Regions from separate parts of the Mus musculus genome. Here all the other regions are linked to region 6. Evidence: chromatin contacts called from ENCODE Hi-C data. All regions are on one chromosome and are shown on one strand. Each heading gives the region's core, a stretch centred on a gene start or an enhancer-like site at or near the end of the contact. The rest is flanking DNA. Distances are from core to core; before and after follow the strand shown.

What was found. Hi-C counts contacts between places; a loop is a spot of excess contacts on that map.
Region 1: a loop to region 6 is called in a map of T-helper 1 cell, with 11 times the contacts of the local background. The contact joins the promoter of Aebp1 here to the promoter of Gsdma in region 6. A Hi-C loop is called at or near these places in 1 of 37 maps with a recorded cell type or tissue (T-helper 1 cell).
Region 2: a map of regulatory T cell shows a loop between it and region 6 (10-fold over the local background). The contact joins the promoter of Urgcp here to the promoter of Gsdma in region 6. A Hi-C loop is called at or near these places in 2 of 37 maps with a recorded cell type or tissue (T-helper 17 cell and regulatory T cell).
Region 3: a map of T-helper 2 cell shows a loop between it and region 6 (11-fold over the local background). The contact joins the promoter of Xbp1 here to the promoter of Gsdma in region 6. A Hi-C loop is called at or near these places in 3 of 37 maps with a recorded cell type or tissue (T-helper 1 cell, T-helper 17 cell and T-helper 2 cell).
Region 4: a loop to region 6 is called in a map of T-helper 2 cell, with 9 times the contacts of the local background. The contact joins the promoter of Ube2d-ps here to the promoter of Gsdma in region 6. A Hi-C loop is called at or near these places in 2 of 37 maps with a recorded cell type or tissue (T-helper 1 cell and T-helper 2 cell).
Region 5: a map of T-helper 2 cell shows a loop between it and region 6 (9-fold over the local background). The contact joins the enhancer-like site here to the promoter of Gsdma in region 6. A Hi-C loop is called at or near these places in 2 of 37 maps with a recorded cell type or tissue (T-helper 17 cell and T-helper 2 cell).
Region 7: a map of T-helper 17 cell shows a loop between it and region 6 (11-fold over the local background). The contact joins the promoter of Ccdc117 here to the promoter of Gsdma in region 6. A Hi-C loop is called at or near these places in 2 of 37 maps with a recorded cell type or tissue (T-helper 1 cell and T-helper 17 cell).

Annotation. Positions count from the first base shown.
Region 1 is chr11:5,860,562-5,863,261 of GRCm38, reverse strand. Aebp1 (AE binding protein 1) reads right to left here and starts at 1,396. Exons shown (of 21, transcript NM_009636.3): 1 at 864-1,396. The coding sequence starts at 1,110.
Region 2 is chr11:5,739,839-5,742,538 of GRCm38, reverse strand. Urgcp (upregulator of cell proliferation) reads left to right here and starts at 1,363. Exons shown (of 6, transcript NM_178623.3): 1 at 1,363-1,442. The coding sequence starts at 1,429.
Region 3 is chr11:5,519,231-5,521,930 of GRCm38, reverse strand. Xbp1 (X-box binding protein 1) reads right to left here and starts at 1,290. Exons shown (of 6, transcript NM_001271730.1): 1 at 731-1,290; 2 at 1-8. The coding sequence starts at 936.
Region 4 is chr11:5,760,780-5,763,479 of GRCm38, reverse strand. It overlaps Ube2d-ps (ubiquitin-conjugating enzyme E2D, pseudogene), which reads right to left and starts at 1,330. Exons shown (of 7, transcript NR_015577.1): 1 at 1,240-1,330. It also overlaps a transcript of Urgcp not described here.
Region 5 is chr11:5,420,763-5,423,462 of GRCm38, reverse strand. The region is part of intron 1 of Znrf3 (zinc and ring finger 3); the gene reads left to right. Among named protein-coding and RNA genes, the nearest start is that of Znrf3, 23 kb to the left of the region's middle. Within about 2 kb of position 1,413, at least 2 of the 3 ENCODE cell types and tissues checked have a DNase peak (open chromatin) inside an H3K27ac peak, as active enhancers do.
Region 6 is chr11:98,662,936-98,665,635 of GRCm38, reverse strand. Gsdma (gasdermin A) reads right to left here and starts at 1,285. Exons shown (of 12, transcript NM_021347.4): 1 at 1,198-1,285.
Region 7 is chr11:5,540,835-5,543,534 of GRCm38, reverse strand. Ccdc117 (coiled-coil domain containing 117) reads left to right here and starts at 1,318. Exons shown (of 5, transcript NM_134033.2): 1 at 1,318-1,658; 2 at 2,112-2,162. The coding sequence starts at 1,477.

The DNA.
Region 1 (2,700 bases), core at 147-2,646, about 93 Mb after region 6:
TAGGTAGTTCTCTCCGTGCTGGCTCATCTCAGAGAAGTCAAGTAGCAGGGGCCACCCTTCTAGCACCCTAGGAGCTGCAATTGCTGGGTGCGGAGAATTTAATGGCGAATGGGAAACACACAGGCAGCTGGCTGAAACACAGGGAATACAGCAAAACATGCAGCAGGAGCAGGGTCACTTGGCAATGTCCAGAACGTCTTGGTTGCTGGAGGCAAAGTGTGCAGGGAGGTGAGGGTAGGGAGAGCAGGACAGATCTACAGCAGTGGGGGCCGGAGGGGGAGTGGCTGACCTCAGGAATGATGAATGGTGCCTTACAGTCTCCTGGGAGAGAGATCACAAGATCCGTTGCCACTCTCCAGAGGGCCATGAAAAACAGCTAAGATTTACTGACAACGATTGCATAAGAGGCTCGGGGTTGCATGCCTCCGGGATGCTATCACCTCGCTTAGTTCTGACCATCTCAGACTGCCCACTTTCACCTGGAAGTCTTCCTCACCCCGCTCCCCTGTCTGTGTTCCTGTGGGAGAAGAGGAGGCAAGCAGATGCCTAGGCTTGAAGCTTGCCACTAAGAGACTAGGGCCAGTTCGGAGAGGCGAATCACAATTTCCCACTCGTCCAAACCTACACTCTCTTGAGACCTGGGATGAACAACTTGGGCGACCTCAAAAGCCCAGCGCCACCCTATGCTGAACACACACCTCCAGGTTTCCAAACTCCAGGACAGAACTGCTGCCTGGCAGTGTGTTGCCTTGCGTTGCCTTGGAGAGACATTCCTCACGGGGCAGCATGGGAAGTGGCTAGACCCTCCAGAGCCCCTGTATGCTCACTTGATGCCATGGCCACCCATGTCACCAGGTTCTCACCTTCTACATCTGCCCGCTGCTTGCCCCCTGCCTTGGATTTGCGGGGACGCTGGGTGGGTTCGGGAAGCGGCTGGACTTCCACGTCGTCTTCCCGGGGCGGGGACTGGGTCTCCAACTCCGAAAGGAAGCCTTCGAGGAACTCCTCGATCTCGTCGTCCGTCAGCACCGTCTGTGGGTTCCCCTCAGGGCACAGCGTCAGCAGTGCCAGGAGGCCGCAGAGCAGGGATGCGGTGCGCACTGGAGCCATGGCTCTGGGCACGCGCGGGAGCCGGGCGGGCTTGAGCAGGGACTTGGGTGGCAGGGGCAGCGCCCCGCGTAGGGGCGGGAAAGGGCGCGAGGAACGTGGGCGTCAAGGGTATCCAGAAAGCGGTGGGAAAGGGAGATTCAAGGAGAGCAAGGGGCTCCAGGAGAGGTTCTGGCGGGCCCAGCTCCGGCAGCAACTGGGCGCTCCTGCCCCGCGTGGCTGGCTCTCACGCGGACCGCCCTCCAGAGCGCTTGCGACGGCCTGGCCGGGGCGGGGGCTTCGGGTTTCCGGAGGGGGAGGAGGAGGAGCCGGCCTTGGACCGGGGGCTGCGGGGGAGGGAGGCGGAGCAGCACGGAGCCCAGACTAATAGCAGCGTCAGCGCCCAGTTTAGAGGGTCTGGGTGCAGGGCGCCTAGCGGGGAGGAAGGCCTGGGAGAAAAGAATGCAACAGTTATGGGGAAGGGAGTGTGCGGAGTCTAAGGAGACCTGTGCTCTAACCCGCTGTGCCCTTTGCTCTGAGCCCAGGGAGATTGCTAGGGGAGGGAGGGAGTAGGGCCCTCGAGGGTACTGGCGATCACCTCCTTTCCACTTTCTGGAGGTTAGCTCTTCAAAGTGTCACCTGCTGTGTGCTTGCACAGGTGTCACCTTTGTCCAGTTATCACCAACATCCCAGGTCTTTGGAGCCAATTTTTGCGAGGAAGGCTGTGAAAAGCTGTTCTCAGCAAGCTGCTGTCCTTATGGAGATAGGAGCCCCACTTCAGAGCTCAGGGCTCAGGTCCCAATGTGGAGTAATAGCTATTTCTCTCCTTCCTCTGACCAGAAGCGGTTAAAACAACAAATTGTTTACAACAGCTTCAGCTATGGCTTCTAGAATACAAACGTTGGCTGGCTCATAATGGCCATCATAGCTAAGCCCAGGAATGCCAGAGCATTTACCCATGAAGGATTAAAGATGTGAACGTGGGCTTGTAGCAGCCATAGGTCCAGGGCAGTGGCAGGCAGCTTTCAACCAAGGTGGGGAGGCACTCTGATAAAAAAGAATAGCGACCCCCAGATGATTGACATGGGAAAGTTTACATCTCAGCTGGAAGAGAAAAAAGAAAAAGCAGGTCAAGAAACACCAACACGATGCCACCTCCTCAGTCTTTCACCCTCACCCTCACCCTCTCTGTCCAGCATGAGCAGGGAGAAAAAGGGGAAATTTTCGGGTACTGGGCTCTGTAACCCACTGCTCTCAGGGAGTAGGCAAGCCCCTCCCGGCAGTCTCCTTTCTGGCTCTCCTTGAGGAAGCATGGAGACTATGCCAAGAACTGATGTGTGTGTGAGTGTGTGTGTGTGTGTGGGGGGGAGGGTCTAACCCATCTTAGCCCTCCTAGCTGTCTGACTCAGCAGGGGAACTCCGTGTCCACAACTTACTATACGCATATTAAATGGACCACCTTTCTGGTTTATTCGATTTTTTTGAGACAGAGTTTCTCTGTGTAGCTCTGGCTGTCCTGGAACTTGCTCTGTAGACCAGGCTGGCCTCGAACTCAGAAACCCACCTGCTGCTGCCTCCCAAGTGCTGGGATTAAAGGTGTGCACCACCACTGCC
Region 2 (2,700 bases), core at 114-2,613, about 93 Mb after region 6:
CTAGTAAGTAGGCAGAGCCCAGTTTCCAGCCTAGGTGTTCTGGTCGATGGGCAAATTGTTCAATTATCTCTTCGGTGCTTTATAATCTCTTTGGTGTTTAATATTCTTTTTTTTTAAGATTTATTTATTTTATTATCTGTAAATACACTGTAGCTGTCTTCAGACACTCCAGGAGAGGGCGTCAGATCTCATTACCGATGGTTGGGCGCCACCATGTGGTTGCTGGGATTTGAACTCAGGACCTCTGGAAGAGCATTCAGTGCTCTCAACCACTGAGCCATCTCTCCAGCCCGGTGTTTAATATTCTTAGTGGTGAAGAGAATACTATCTCAATGTTGGGCCCTGCCCCGCATGGTGGTGCACACTTTTAATCTCAGCACTCTGGAGAAAAAGCAGGCAGGTGGAACTCCATGAATTCAAGGCCATCCTGGTCTACACAGCAAGCTCTTGGCAGGACAGTGTTAAACAGAGAACCTGTCTCAATGAAAATAAAGAAAAAGAACTTGAAGGTAGGAAGGTGGGGAGGAGCTGGGAAGGGAAATTATAGTGACACATAGTTTGTATTTTTTTTCTCATTTTCTCAACAGTTCATTACTACCGTTTGATTTGATTTTACTGGTTATGAGTTCTGAAATGACATGATTGGACTAATGCTTTTATGTCACAGAAAGGAAAATGCACTGTATGAAAAAAATAAATTGAAAAAACAACTTAATGTGATAACACAAAAATGCCACCAGCAGTGGTTTGCACTGCATAGTCCAGAGTTTGTTTCTTTAAATTAGGTATTTTCTCTTAAAAGATATAATTTGTCTTTGAAACTAATTTAGCAGGGGCTGGAACCAAGCCTCAAAATTTTACATGCCTAAATATTCATAGCTTGTAGGTGATTCTGGGAAACCCCACTGCACAAGTTCTAAACTTTTTATTTCTATGTAATACAAGATAAGGCTTAATATACACACTTAAAAAAAAAGTGGGAAACCAGCTCAGAGGCCAACATTACTCCACCCCGCTGCGAACTAGTAGCAGGAGAGATGTTGTTTTCCTTTAGAACAGCAACACTGTACACCCCAGAGGTAGAGGAAAGTGCGTTTCTTACAGAAATTAACATCAGAATGCGGGGACTAGAGGGTGGTGTCCAGCAGTCTGGCAGCTGTCAGTGGCCCCAGGGCAGGTCTGGCTCCGCAGGTGAGTTCCAGCCTCCGGGCAGCGGGCCGGCCTGGCCGGTGGCTGCCGTAGGTAGTGCTCTGGGCCCAGGGCGTCCTCTCCCTCGCCCCAGGCGCCCGCCTGCCCTCCACTGAGCTCAGCCCACGGCGCCCGACGCCCTAACGGAGCGGGCGGGGGCGGCCTACAGGCCCCTCCCCGGCGCCCGGCGGCAGCCGCGCAAGCAGCGGAGGAGGCGGGAGCGCCCAGGCCGCTGCGCTCATGGCGTCGCCGGGGTGAGTGAGGCGCTCCGGGTGTGCGGGGGGCGCCTGTTGGGCGAGGGGCGGGCGGAACTGTGCGTGTCCACCACCCGGCGCCCCCTTGGCCTCGGCCGGACCCCGGCTGACTCTGTCCCGCCAGGTGCCTGTCCACGACCCGCGGCCTCCCCCGCCGACCTTGGGCGGTCGTAGCCGGGCCAGGGTCTCCCGGCAGGGCCGCGGGCAGGACCAGCCAGGACAGCGGCCGGTCAGGGCCGGAGAAACGGGTTCTGGAGAGGGGCAGCAAGGAAGCTGCGGGAGGGGACTCGGGGTCCTAGGGCTCGGCTGAGGCCGCAGAGCGGCTTAGCAGGCCTGACGTGTGTTTCTGGCGTTTAGACTTGCTTGCGTTGGAAGTTGATGCTTGGGTTCACAGTCATTAGGGGACATCCCCAGGCTGTCCCACGTCAGGGCAAGTGGGGCTCAGCTGGACTGGACCCTTGTCCAGAGTGAAAAAGCGGATTCGGGATCTAAGACTGCCTGTGTTGGGGTGGGGGTGGGGGTGCTTCTGTGGGATGGCTACACTTGTTCTGGTATTACCTCTTTCCTAGTGCTCGTTCTCTCTCCCAAATAGTGTTCTTAGGAAATTATATAGTGACACATAGTTTGTATTTTTTTCTCATTTTCTCAACAGTTCATTACTACCGTTTGATTTGATTTTACTGGTTATGAGATCTGAAATGACATGATTGGACTAATGCTTTTATGTCACAGAAAGGAAAATGGGTCTCAAGGTCATCGCTATAGGTGGTAAACATCTTTTTGACTGTACGCCATCATTCAGAGGGTCTCAGACCCAGTAGTACTGGTAGCAGCCCACGCTGTGTATCATTGCAGTTAGAAGACTTACAGGTGCAGGAGGACTTCTGGGGGAAGCATGTAGAAGTTAGCTCTCCCACAAAGGCAGACTTCACTATGCTAGGGAGTGATTTGGCTCGGTACAGTGGTCTGAATGAAGGTGAATGAAGCAATCTGAACTTGATCCAGGCCTGCAGGCGCCAGTCAGATCATGGGCAATTTCCACCTGCCTAATGCCTTTCTAGGCTCGAGGGCAAGCAGGCACTTCTGAGACCAGGCCTTTTTCAATGCCAGCTGGGTATCCAGTACTTTGAGCTCATAAGGAGAATAAACTGTGATCCATCCTGGGCAGGCCAGGCTTTGGACCCAGAGGGCCAAGGTCCCTCTACATTCTTGCCCAGCCTCATAGGAAAGTGTAAGGCAGTGTTTGAGCCTGTGGCAG
Region 3 (2,700 bases), core at 41-2,540, about 93 Mb after region 6:
TCAGTTTCCTTGGGGAGGAGACAGGGAACATAACTGAGTCATCTCCAGCTTTCATGTGTCTTCATTTGTAGACGTGGCCAGCTGGTGCTTTCGTTGACTTTACAGAATAAGGCTTAGCAAGTAAACACGCTTAAAGCTCCTATCAAAACGCACACGCACACGCATACACACGCTGCTTTCTATCCACAGGCCTTGAAGACTTGCTTGATTCTCTCCCGTGCGGCTGTCCACCCGGATCTCATTTTACCACCGGGCTGATACATTCCCGTTGCGTCATATGCTTCTTCCCTCCTCCCCCGCTACTTTCTGGGTCCAATTCCGTCCCACAGGCTCCTTGCTAGAGCGATATCCGTGAAGGCGGCGGGGACGCTACCAACTGTCCCTCCCCAAGCCAAACTCTCGGGATGCCGGACGCTGTGGACTCGGTTCCCAGGGTGGGGTTCCCAAGTGGCTGCAATGACAGCTGGAGCGGTTCCTACCCTACGACCACAAAGAGCGAGCATTTACAGAGGACTGGGCGTCGGGCACCTTCTTCTGTGCCTGTGTCGGGAGCTCCTGCACACACCCCCGACGCAGACCTTCGGAGGGGCATCCCCCTCAGCTCCGCTTCCCAGGTTAGACACTAGAGGTGAATCTAACCCACCGTACGGAGCCCACCAGCTGGCACACACGAGAGAGTCCCAATCCCAGTCCTGCCGCCCCGCGCCCCAGCCTTGCCCGCCGGGCCCACCTCCGCAGCGCTTTCTCCTCCGGGCTCAGGTGCGTGAGCCGCTGCCGCTTGCGAGCCTGCGGTGTCCCGCTCGCCTCCGACCCTGCTGCCCGCGGACCGGGTACCATGAGCGGCAGCGCCCGGCCGCCGGAGGCGGGCTGGCCAGATAAGAGTAGCACTTTGGGGGCCGCCGTGGCCGCGCTCGGCGCCGCTGCCACCACCACCATAGCCAGGAAACGTCTACGCCAGCGCCGCCACCGCCCCGTGGCCTCCTGCCGCGCCCAGCCTTTCTAGGGTCGTGGCCGTCCGCGATTGGCCGGTGCTCCGTGACGCGCGGGTATATTCATCACTTATTGGTCCTGTAGTCCCGGGGGCGGGCTCAACTCGGGCGGGGTGAGTGTCCAGCGTGGCTGCACAGCTGTTCTCCGCCGTGCAAACTGGGCCTTAGGGTGGATGGACGGTGGCGACCACTGGTTGCTGGAGTCCAAGGATCTTCGGCAGACGTCCCCACCCCGGCTGAGGATTGCCAGGCTGTCCTCTCAGGCCAGATTTCCAGACCGAGTCTCACGGTTTTACCCTAGCCCGACCCCATTTTAATGTCCGGCGCTACGTCCCCCGTCCCGTCCCCCCCCCCCCCCCACTTCCCAGTACAGCAGAAAATTGAACTGGTGGCATATCCGGCTTAGGGTTAGCGGACACACACACACACCTGGGAAATTTTCACAAAATGAGTCTTTAGAAAATGAGATGATTGCAAAACTAAATGTAGCAGGGTAGTACTCACTTGTAATCTCAGCACTTTATTGCCAGTTTGAGAGCAGCCTGGGCTACATAGGGAGGTCTAGCTAGGCCAGCTGGGGCTATAGATCAAACCCTATTTCATATAAATTAATTGATATAAATTAATAACTTTAAAAGAAAACACTAGAGCCTTGGCTAGCATGTAGTAAGGGATTAGTAAATAAAGTCTGCATAGTGAGAATACATGTGGTTTCGTTTTTCTTCTTATTTCTGATCTCTTCTGGTATGAGCTTTTATCACTGTTGTCTTTGTTTTGCTGTGCTGGAGCCAGACCCCAGAACCTAATGCTCTAGCACTCCACTATTCCCCTTTACTGTGGAACTAGAGATACCACTGAGCTATATATACCTCCAGACTTTAGTATTCCTTTCATTAGGGAATGGGAGTGAGGAGGGGGTGGAAATAGGTTTCAGGGGATGGGATGGGGTGGGGGAGAGTGTACTCTTCTATTGCTTTCCGCCTTATAAGAGTCAGTGCACTTGAAGCTTGCCCCTGAGGCTATGCTGGCTGGCCATTACACCTCCATGGTCTGCTTGTCTCTGCTCTCTGCCACTGGGGTTACGATCAGGCTCAGCCTTGCCAACCTTTCACCTGGGTGCTGGGCGTTTTTCACCTACACAGCCACCCCTACATTAGTATTTTTTTTCCTTTTCCTATTTCCAATAATTTATTTTTTATTCACTTTATATCCCAATCATAGCCCCCTCTTCCTAGTCCCACCCTTACAAATCCCCCCCCCCCATTGCTCCCTCCCCTTCTCCTTAGAGAATACCTCTTTGATACCACCCTACCCTGGGACATCTAGTCTCAGCAGGACTAGGTACAACATCTCCCATTGAGGCCCAACCAGGCAGTCCAGGGAGGCGGAGGGGATCCAATGGCAGGGAACAGAGACCAAGATAGCTCCACTCCACTTGTTAGGGGACCCACATACAGACCAGGCTGCACGTTTGCTACAGATGGGGGTGGGGGGGATAAGTTCAGCTCCTGTAGGTTTCCTTGTCAGTGGCCCAGGCTCTGTGAGCCCCCATGGTCCCAGGTTAGTTGACTCTGTATGTCTCCTTGGGGCATCCTTGACCCCCTTCCACTGCTCAGTTCTATTCCCATCTCTTCCACAAGACTCCCAGCTCAACTCAATGCTTAGCTGTGGGTCTCTGCATCTGTCTCCATCTGCTACTGGATGAAGCCTC
Region 4 (2,700 bases), core at 81-2,580, about 93 Mb after region 6:
GAAATCTAATTGAGACACATAACCTGGATCCACTTGGTGGAAAGAATCATGCTAATGCTAAAAGTTAGGGTCATAGGGCTGGAGAGATGGCTCAGTGGTTAAGGGCATGAACTGCTCTTCCAGAGCTCCTGAGTATGATTCTTGGCACCTACACAGGGCACCTTACACCCACATATAAGTGAGCAAATCTTTTTTTTTTTTTTGGTTTTTCGAGACAGGGTTTCTCTGTATAGCCTTGGCTGTCCTCTGTAGATCAGGCTGTCCTCGAACTCCGTCTGCCTCTGCCTCCCAAGTGCTGGGATAAAAGGTATGCAACACCACGCCCGGCCCCAAATCCTTTAAAAAAGAGGTTATAAATACCATTTTGCAGTATAGAAAATCCCAACTAGGGTTGGTGAGATGGCTCAATGGGTAAGAGCACCCGACTGCTCTTCCGAAGGTCAGGAGTTCAAATCCCAGCAACCACATGGTGGCTCACAACCATCCGTAACGAGATCTGACTCCCTCTTCTGGAGTGTCTGAGGACAGCTACAGTGTACTTACATATAATAAATAAATAAATAAATAAATAAATAAATAAATCTTTAAAAAAATTCCAACTATTAATACTATGTGAAAACATGGATCATAAATTACAGTATAATGCAGGGTATGGTGGTGCACGCCCCTCGGCAACCAGAGGCAGGAGGATCTCTGTGAGTTTGAGGCTGGCCTTGTCTACATAGCGAGTTCTGGGTCTGCCAGGAGGCCGTGTCTCAAAAAACCAAACCAAACCAAACCAAAACGGAACAAAAAACAACTTAGAAATATAAAATAATTTTCTTTAGGAAAAGGACGAAAAGTGGATAGGCTAAAACGTTAACAAATGGTAAAGGGTGGATTGGTGGCTTCTTTTTCTGAGATGCAATTACCAGGCTCTAGGTTAATGGGCTAATACAAACCTACGGGATGAAATTCTCCCGCAGCTCAGCCTCTCGTGCTAGGCACCCTGGGAGACACCCCTCTGCTTCCCTAAACTCCGCCCAAAGCTGCGCGCGCACGTGACCCGGTCGCATGACTCCGCCCCCGCGAGTCGCCCGCCAGAGGCACTCAGCCACCTCCTAAGTCTGCGCCGACCGCGGCGGAACTCGCGCGGGGCAAGTGTCAGTGCGCCCTGCCGCACCTCAGCCGCGGGGTTCTATTCGCTGCGACAGCCCGCAGAGTGGACGGGCGGGAGGACCCCGTTTCCGCCACTCTTACCTTCTGGATCCGTTTTAGAGCCATGTTCCCGCTGCTCGTGCCCCACCGGCCCTGCGGGGCAGACTAAGACGGCCGCCTGGGCCGCAACGCTGCACGCCGGGAACGGCGCTCTACGCGTGCGCGCCGCGGTGCGCTGTGGGTAGCTAGTGCGCGCAGCAGTCCTGGGTCTGACCACGGAGTCGCGCACGGTCAGTTACTCGGCCACGGTCACGGCCCTGTGGCTCTGGTTTCTGCTAGGCGAGGGGCCTGGGCACCAGGACATGCCTGAAACCGCAGGTGCCACACGCTATGCTCTCTGCCCCTCCCTGGGCTCCTCCCCAGGCTGTCACTTAACTCCTGAGCTTAGTGGTTGTCAGCGCTGTAAGTATACATTCACTTTTATATGCTTTCTGGGCAGAAGTGTTACAGATATTTCTGAATACGCGTAGGTGCTGAGCACAGATGCATCTACATGTCTGGAGAGCTGCATTTTCAGTAGTACTTAGTTGGCTTCAATGCACTGCCGCTATTGAGACTCAGCCTGAAAGTGCACATCCCAAGCTAAACTCTGCTTCCCTTTCCCCAAGACATCGAACTGTTTAAGACCAAGTGTAAAGAACTTAGTGGTATGTCACAAAATCTGTGTAATAGATTGTAGCCAACATCTTGGAAATGAAATAGAATATGGCAAAATACATAATATCAGCGTGCCTCATACAGTAAAGAATCTGGACTCTCTATATAAATAATCATATATATTGTTTCCAGACAGATAAACCTAATAGGGTATGCTAGTGCAGTTGCTCTGGACCAAAGGTGTTCCAACACCAGACTGGGCTACATAGTGAGTTTGAGGCCAGCCTGGATTGCAGAGTAAGACCATGTCTTAAAAAAAAAAAAAAAGCCGGGCGTGGTGGCGCACACCTTTAATCCCAGCACTCAGGAGTCAGAGACAGGCGGATTCCTGAGTTCAAGGCCAGCCTGGTCTACAAAGTGAGTTCCAGGACAGCCAGAGCTATGCAGAGAAACCCTGTCTGGAAAAACCAAAAAAAGAAAGAAAGAAAGAAAGAAAGAAAGAAAGAAAGAAAGAGAGAAAGATCCCCAAAGGAAAATCTAAAACTAGAGGAGCTGAGGAGATAGTAGATAGGAGTGCTTGTGGTGCAAGCATGGGGCCCTGAGATCATTAGTACCCACAGAAAAGGTGAGGTTGGCTACTCATGTCTCTAACCCCAGCACTGGGTAGCCGGCATGACAGGATCCCTGGAGCTACCTTAGCATAGATAGTGAGATTCCAGTTCAGTGAGAGACCTTGCACCAAAAGCAGTAAGGCACAAAGAGTAGCATTTACTCTGTCATATATCTGGCATTCTACTCTGGCCTCTGTCATGTTCCTGCACATACGCATACAAACCCTGCCCAAAACAAAAACAATGAATCGAACACTTAAATGGTTTCCCAGCCAGATTCCTATATGCCATTCAC
Region 5 (2,700 bases), core at 164-2,663, about 93 Mb after region 6:
TGTTGGGGATCTTCTGAGGTAGGCTAATTGGTCATTGGAAAAGACAGGAACTTTAGATGGTTGCAGTGTTACTTACAAAGGCTGAGTGCTACATGCCTAAGGCCAAGAGTGTCTAGAAACCAGAGGATGGTCCTGGGCTATGCCCCATTTAAGGAAGGCCTGTTCTTGGATTTGCCCTGATACCCCACTTCTTTTGCTGAGATCCAGGCTGGGTTGGCACTGAGTAGGGGCTTATTTTTGCTGTGTATATCAGAGTCATCTGGTGTAGATAAGCTCAAGGCAAAGCAGGAGAAAGGAAAGACCATGTGAGGAATGGCCAGAATCATAACAGTGAAATGAGACCTAAGGGGGAACCAGCTCTTCTCTCCTGATCCTCAGTCCTGCCATCTGTAGACTGGCAGGCATGTGAACTTGGGGCATGTGGCCTCAAGTCAGAGTCCTGCCAGGAATCTGAGACCTGTAGCTGGATTTCATCTAAGTGGGAAAGAGCACCTAACTAGAGAGGGAGGACACATAGCTTAGAAGTTAAGGATGACTATGAATACAACCAGGCAGAGGTGAGCCCCTCAGGCAGAACACAGATGGCATCCATGTTTACTGCTAGAGTTTTGATGGCTTGACCTCCCTCCTGCCCATGCTCTACAGCAGCAGTATGCAGGGGCTGTTCTAGCAGTTACTCCTATGAAGAAAATAATTTGGAATGTCAGGGAGTCACGTTCTTTTGACAGTCTTAAATTCACTTTATTAAAGATAAATACAACAGCTTTGGCTTTTAGGATTATTTATGACAAATTGTTTTCTGCTTGTACACTTAGCCACTCACAGCACCTTGGGAGAAAATTGCTGTTGTATGGCATTTGACCTTGGCTCAACTTATTTTCTGAGGTTTTGAAAGTAGACCAGGAGAGTGTGGTGACTTCTGGAGAACAGTTGATCAGGCATCTTTCAAGTTCTGCTCCTCACCCTTCAGTCTGGGGATGTCAATGGGCAGACCTCGGTTTTAGCAGAGAGCTTGTAAGCATGTCCCACCCCTAGCCTTAGTATTAGGCAATAGAGTGATAGGTTGGTTTGGACATTTTTCTGGCTATTGATGGGTGTTATTGTGGCTTCTCCAAATTGAATGAGGATTTTTTTTTTCTTTTTTCTTTTTTTCTTTTAATACAGCTAGTGAGCCAAATGAGCCACACTGGGATAAACTCTGTTTGTTTACAAATTATGTAAGAGAAGGGCCCGCCATTAAATTCTCTGAGCCAGAATTTCTCTCCCTCTTCAAAGTTGTAATCAAACTAAACAAACACTTTTCTGCAGGAGAAACAGGAGCAGATGCTCCTGGGAGGCCTTCAGCAACTGTGGAATGTTTAAAGTAGAAACACGTAACCAAGGTGGAGCTGTTCCAGAAACAGTGCTTGTTCTAGCCAGAACTGAAGCACGTGTCAGCTTTTTTATTTAGGGCAAGAGGTGCAGAATGAACCAGGCCAGTGCAGGCAGGGTTTTCCTCGGAGTGTTTAACTGGGTTTTCTTATCCTGCTTCTCACAGTGTCAGCTCCATTGGATGTTACTTTCCTTTGCCTACTCCTTTTTTCCCCTTAGAAAACAGAAGAAAAGAAAACAACAACAACAACAAAAAGCACTCCCAAGTCTTTAATTATTATTCCTTATTTTTTAGCTGTGTTGGATTACAGTTGAACCTTATCTTTTTAACTGTGCTAGATTTTACAGCTGGGAGTCTAAAAGCCCTTCTGTTAGCTCCATTCTCACAGGGTCATTCAGGGAAGTGAGGTGGAAGCCTTCCTGGCCTTTGCTAGTGTCTCAGTGAGCCTGGGAGATTTAGTTCTTTTGGGCATGGGCAAAGACTTCTAGGCTCAAGGACACTTTTTTTTTTTTTTTTTTTTTTTTTAAGTTCTCACTAACTTGGATCTTTATTGAGTGCCTTGATTTAAGATTAATTCATTTTTATTCATGTGTATATGTCTGTATATGCCACATGAGTGCAGGTTCCAATGGGGTCAAAACAGGGTGTCAGATCCCCTCCTGTAAGAGTTATAGGCAGTTTTGAGTCTCAGGACTTGGGTTCTAGGAACCAAACTTGGGTCCTCTGAAAGAGCAGTATGTGCTTTTAACTATGGAGCTATTCTCTCATCCTGAAATGGCTTGATTTAATTTGGCTTGGGAAATTATAAAATTTCAGGACATCAGTATATAAATAGATGTGTACTTTTTTTGTTTGTGTTTTTGACACAGGGTCTCTATATAGTCTTGGCTATCATGGAGCTCACTGAACTTGAACTCAGAGATCTGCCCCTGCCTCCCTAGTGCTGGGATTAAAGGTGTATTCTACAGTGCTCGATTTTGATGTGTACTCTCTAAGCCATATGTAGGTTTCTGTGAAGTGTGCCCAAGATGAGCTTTTCTCAAGGTATCTTCTAAAAGATAGCAATACTGCAGAATGATCTAGGGTGAAAGAATTTTATGAACTTACTTTGAGAAATGATGTTTATTTATTTTATATTATCCCTGAAAGTCCTACTGGAGGAAAAAAAATCTGTTTAATCTGACATTACTCAAATATACTTGATCACAAAACTTTTTCTAAAAGGACTTGGGAAGATTCTGTACTATGTATATAGTACCTGTGTAAGCTGGTTTAGGGTTTGTGCCTGTGGATTATGAGTAGGATAGGTCAAGAGCACATCCACTTTT
Region 6 (2,700 bases), core at 36-2,535:
AGTTGCCCTTTCCTTGGCAAGGCTACACTTGTTTGCACCCTCCATTTCCTTCCCACCCACCTCCTAGCAACACCAGTATAAGTGGGCAAATTTCCTAGTTCCTCTCTCCCAACTACTTCTTTGCCTTTGTTAGTTCTGCTTACGATATATCCCCTTTCCAATAGAAAGAATTCGTATTTGTCCTATAAGACTCAACTGAAGGACTGGAGAGATGGCTCAGCAGTTAAGAGCACAGACTGCTCTTCTGGAGGTCCTGAGTTCAAATCCCAGCAACCACGTGGTGGCTCACAACCATCCATAATGAGATCTGAGCTACAGTGTACTTATAATCAATCAATCAATCAATCAATCAATCAATCAATCTTTGGACTCTGAGCAAGCAGGACTGGAGTAAGAAGGAAAAAAAAAGACTCAACTCATGTCACCTGCTCACCCCTTTACTCCTTTGGGCATTTTGGTGACTCTGCCTGCATTCCCAAGGCATCTTGTATATCCACTTCTGAAACACCTGCTAATTCATCTTGTTACCATCCATCTGTTCACCTGACTGCCTTGCCTACTCAACTGTGACTTTCCTGAGGGCAGGAAATGGGCCTGAGTCACCTCTACAGCATCAGCACCATGTCTGGTAGAAACAAGGATAGAAAGAGTGAGCTTGGTCCTGGGAGACATGCTGGAGGGAGAGGGACCAAGAGGATGTGGGGCCTGCAAGGATCACAAGTTTGACAGTTTAGGACTCTGTCTTTGAAGTCGAGGTATCTCACCTGGGGATCCAGGAGACACACCCAGGTTTTCCTGGTGGGTGGAAGAGATCAGACACATCAGCTAGCCTCCATGGGCCTCACCTTTCTGTAGTACTTGACAGAGGCAGGGAAACAGGAAGGAGCACACAGAGATGTTGGGGCCATCCTGCCATCTACAATATACTTTCCAGCCCTTGTTCCTGGAAGGGTTGGGATGGCCTATGTCCCTCCAGAGACCAACTGAGTGTACCTAGAAGGACCTACCCTTCACCAGAGTGGCACTCAAAGGGCTGCCTCTCTTCTCTCTAAGGCCTACTATGAGTCCTACCCCCAGTAAAATGCAGGGAGATTTATGGCCATGATAAAGGATAAGAAATCCCATGCCCATTTGGCCCCAACCTTCCCCTGGTTCCCCAGAATGTCCCCCTGCCTCCTCAGCCATCATTGATCTTACCAGGGAAGGGTGATGCTGGATCCTGTCTGGCAGCTGGTGTGTGGTGAGGAACCAGAGCTCGTTCTGTCTATAGGGTGAGGGAATGACTGGCTGTCCTTTATCAGGACTGGCTGCTTTATGCCTCCATGGAGGCGGGGATGTAAGCTCCCACAGACCCCGCCTCCCACAATGACCCCACCCCTTTTTGTTCCACTTCCAGGAGAACAGCATCAACCTGTTTGAAGTGCCCCGCCTCAGGTCCTGTGGGGGTGGGTAAAAAGATGCCAGGCAGGTGTCTGTGTTGCTGGGGCTGAGACAGAAAGAAGGGGGACTGAAAGTTTGCTTATAGACTGGGGAGGAAGGGAGGCAGTGGGAATTGGCTGTGTGCGTGTGTGTATGCACTTATGCTTATTTGTGTGTGAGTGTGCATGTGAGTGTGTGTGTGTGTACTCATGCATGCGTGTAATTGTGTGCAGGGGTGATACAGGGTGGATCACTGCCCTGATGTCATCTGGAAGCACCTGCCATTCATCTGAGGCCTTGTGGAAATGATAAGTGATAAGAAATCCTGTATGTTCAGGGACTACAGGCAGCAGAGCAGCTGAAAATCTGCCCTTCAACTTTGTATGCATCAGCCTGCTGATTCTTACCTCTCTCTATGTGTATATGTGCCTTGGCTACACATGCATAACTTGGTACCAGTATGCACAGAAGTCTGAGGAGGCAGGATAGAGTGAGCTCATATGGCCTTCTATAATTTGGAAGCATCTCTAAGTATATGGAATATATGCTCACACACAGGCAGAGGTGGATCTCAGCGGTGAGATGACGGACAGCCCAGGATGTATGCTGTGGGCGTTCAGCTGTCTCCCTGTAGGTCATTCAGGAACTTTCTCTCTCTCTCTCTCTCTCTCTCTCTCTCTCTCTCTCTCTCTCTCTCTCTCTCTCTCTCTCTCTCTCTCATGTTAGTGCACTGCTGCTCTCTTCAGACATACCAGAAGAGGACTACATATTCTATTACTGATGGTTGTGAGCCACCATGTGGTTGCTGGGATTTGAATTCAGGACCTCTGGAGGAGCAGTCAGTGCTCTTAACCTCTGAGCCATCTCTCCAGCCCCCATTATCTTATTAAAGTTGCTCCTTGGAAATCACTTAAAAGAGGATTCTACACACACAGGCAGGTCTCTAAATTACAATTTATGTGATTTACTGCAAGGCCATATGAAGAAGCAGTTTCCTGGAGATTTCCTTAGGGACTGGTAGGAGTGAGGAAAGAGTCTCACACTCTGCAAAAATATCTTTAAAACTTTATTACTTTACTTTCTCAGAATCCTTCCACACTTTGTTCTGCCTCTCTGGTCCCCATCCTTCACCCCTTTTCTTTCCTCCATTCCCTTCCACTTCTCACCTGGCACAGCTATCAGCATCTTAGACAGACAGCTCTAGCTCCTGTTTGCTGTCAGGTGCCCATCCCCCTTAGGAAAGGTGGAGTTGGGTTCTTGGGTGTGTGGGATGGTTTTGTT
Region 7 (2,700 bases), core at 69-2,568, about 93 Mb after region 6:
CTCAACTCCCCCAGGCTAAGACACTAACTCACTTCCTTAAGTCCACTCTAGTTCAGTTACTGGTGTGTCCTTGATAAATCTTTGGCTAAATGGCATTGACAATGGTATAAGCCACTCAGTGATGAGTGATGGGATCATTCTTTAAGGCAGAAAAAAATGGGGGATGATCAGTGGTAGGACTGACCAATCAATCCTCCACTCCATTGGTCCAACCTAAGCAGGGGACATTATTAACCATCTTTGGATATACAAGGCTGAACTTCTGCTTTTCCCCTCCAATTGCTCTCCCAATCTCTGGGGGTTTTAGTAATTGTCCATGGGATCCAATACATCAAAAATTTCATTTATGATAAAACACAGAAACAATTGAAAGATAGCATTACAAGTACACACATGTAGAGTTTTCTAAGCCTTGACATCCTGTTTTGTTGTTAAGGCTGAACTCAACCATTCTCTTGCTTCAACCTCCCTATAGCTGGGATTGACTGGAAGTATGTGCCACACATCCACCTGCTTCATGTATAAATATTGTGGTGGAGTACATGCACCCTACCACTCAGCTGCACTTCCCTCTCGGAGTTTTATTAGCTTTTAATTTTCTATTTGTTATTGTTATATGTGTGCATGAGAGTGCATGTGTAACCAGGGAACAAAACCAAGCCAGTCCCCACCCCCACCCCACGAAAGGAAGTTCAAGAACAAGTTTCTAGAGTTGGTTTTCCTTTCACCATAGATTCTAGAATAATAACTCCAGCTGTCAGGTCCCACTCCTAGGCATTTTTTTTTTTTATATTTTGTTTCGTAACAGTGGCTGGCCTGGAAGTCACTATGTAGACCAGACTGACCTAGAATTCAGAGATTTTCCCTCCTCTGCCCAGAAAGTGCTGGTATTAAATGTGTGCACCACTATGCCCAGCCCCACCTCTAGATTTTTAATTCATTCACTACTCACTTCAACTCTGAAAACATTTTTTCTTATCCTGTTTACTACAGAAGAAACAGAAACGTGTAACTTTTTATTTTGGACTGGGTCCCACGTAGACTAGGCTAGCCTAGACCATGCTACTTAGTCAAAGTCTGGCTTTGAATGTGTCTGATTATCCTGCCTCCACCTGATAAGAGCTGGGAATCCACCACGCCCAGCTCAAACGTTCTGTATAGGGATTGGGTGTCTGTCATTCTGGCCGGGTGAGGGCGACCTGACCTCCTGCAATTCGTCCGGTACACCCCCGGCCATCTTGCCTGTAGTCCTTAAGGACCACAACTCCCGGCATGCCTCACGACAGCGGCCCTCTATACACAACAAATCCCGACGTGTCTCTGGGCGGTCCGGAGTGGAGGGTTCTAGAAGGCGTGAGGTTGGGGGGCCGAAGAGGGCTCAGAGGCAGGTAATCGTGGGTAGCGTTGGTGGCGGCCACTGCGGAGTCTGGGAAAACGAACGACTGGGGTCGCGGACGCAGCCTCGTCTGGAAAGCCATGGCAGCCCTCGGCCGGCCCTTCAGCGGCCTCCCTCTGAGCGGCAGCGCGGACTTCCTGCAGCCGCCACCGGCCTTCGCGGGCCGGGCCTTCCCGCCAGGAGCCGCCGGCCATGACCTGGCCCCGCGGCCCGGTGTCCGCGGCGCGCCGAGCAGCCCGGGCGGGAGAACAGCGCGCGGACGGTGAGCAGGCGGGGCGGGCCCGTTAACCTCTCGGGACGTTAACCGTGAGTCCCGGGGCGCAGGGCGGGCGACCCTCGAGGGTTCTTCGGCCTGGACGCTTCCCTCCACACGCGCGGCCGCCGGCTGCCGGCCGGGACAACTTTGAATGCCTCTGGGACACTTGGGTCCCTCATCGGCAATGTTGGGGGCAGAAATGGGTTTGGAGCGAGTGCTCAACTGTCACTGCCCCGACAGAAGTGACAACTTCAGATTTTCTTGTCTGAGGTTATTTTATTCGGAGCCCCTGGCAAATCGTGATCACCTGGGACCTGTGTGGGTCTATCACGGCCAAGGAAGGAATGTTCAATTTGTGGCGGGAGATCCGGATGAGTGAGGCGACAAATACATGGTGCAGAAACGTTACATTTACGTTCCAGTCGTGAGTGACTGGTTTGTTTTTGTTTGTTCCAACAGTGTTTCCATTCACTGTAGAAAGAAACACAAGCGGTTGGCGGAGGATGATGAGTAAGTATCCAGACCAATTTGTCCTCTTTGTGGTCGCGGTTAGTTTAACACGTGTATCCTATTTGAAGTGAAAACGGTGAAGCACATGTATCTCTTTAAACTGCTGACATTGTTTGCCTTTTAGGGGCAGAAACTGAGTGGCGGGCAGGTAGAGGAAAATGCGCATGCATTTTAAACTGTCATTTCAGACACAAAAGTATTAAACCAAAACAAAAAGAAAATCCTAGGCTCTGTATTGGAAGGGTTGGTGTTCTCCGCGGAGGTAGTAACCATGTAACCTGTTCTCTTTCTCCTTAGGAAGAGTCCAGAAACTTACAAATTTTGTAGCCAGATACCTGGTCACTCTGCAATGCTTTGGAGTAGCTTATTCCAAATGAGTATATACAAGGTCTACCTGTTGGTTTTTGTTAAGATCGCCTGTCTGTGGAGCCGTGTCTAACCAGGGCTGTCCTCAAACTTATTAGATCTGTTTGCCTCTGCATGTTCAGATTATAAAGGCCCACATGCTACCAGGCCTCAATACCTGCCTTTTCTTTTT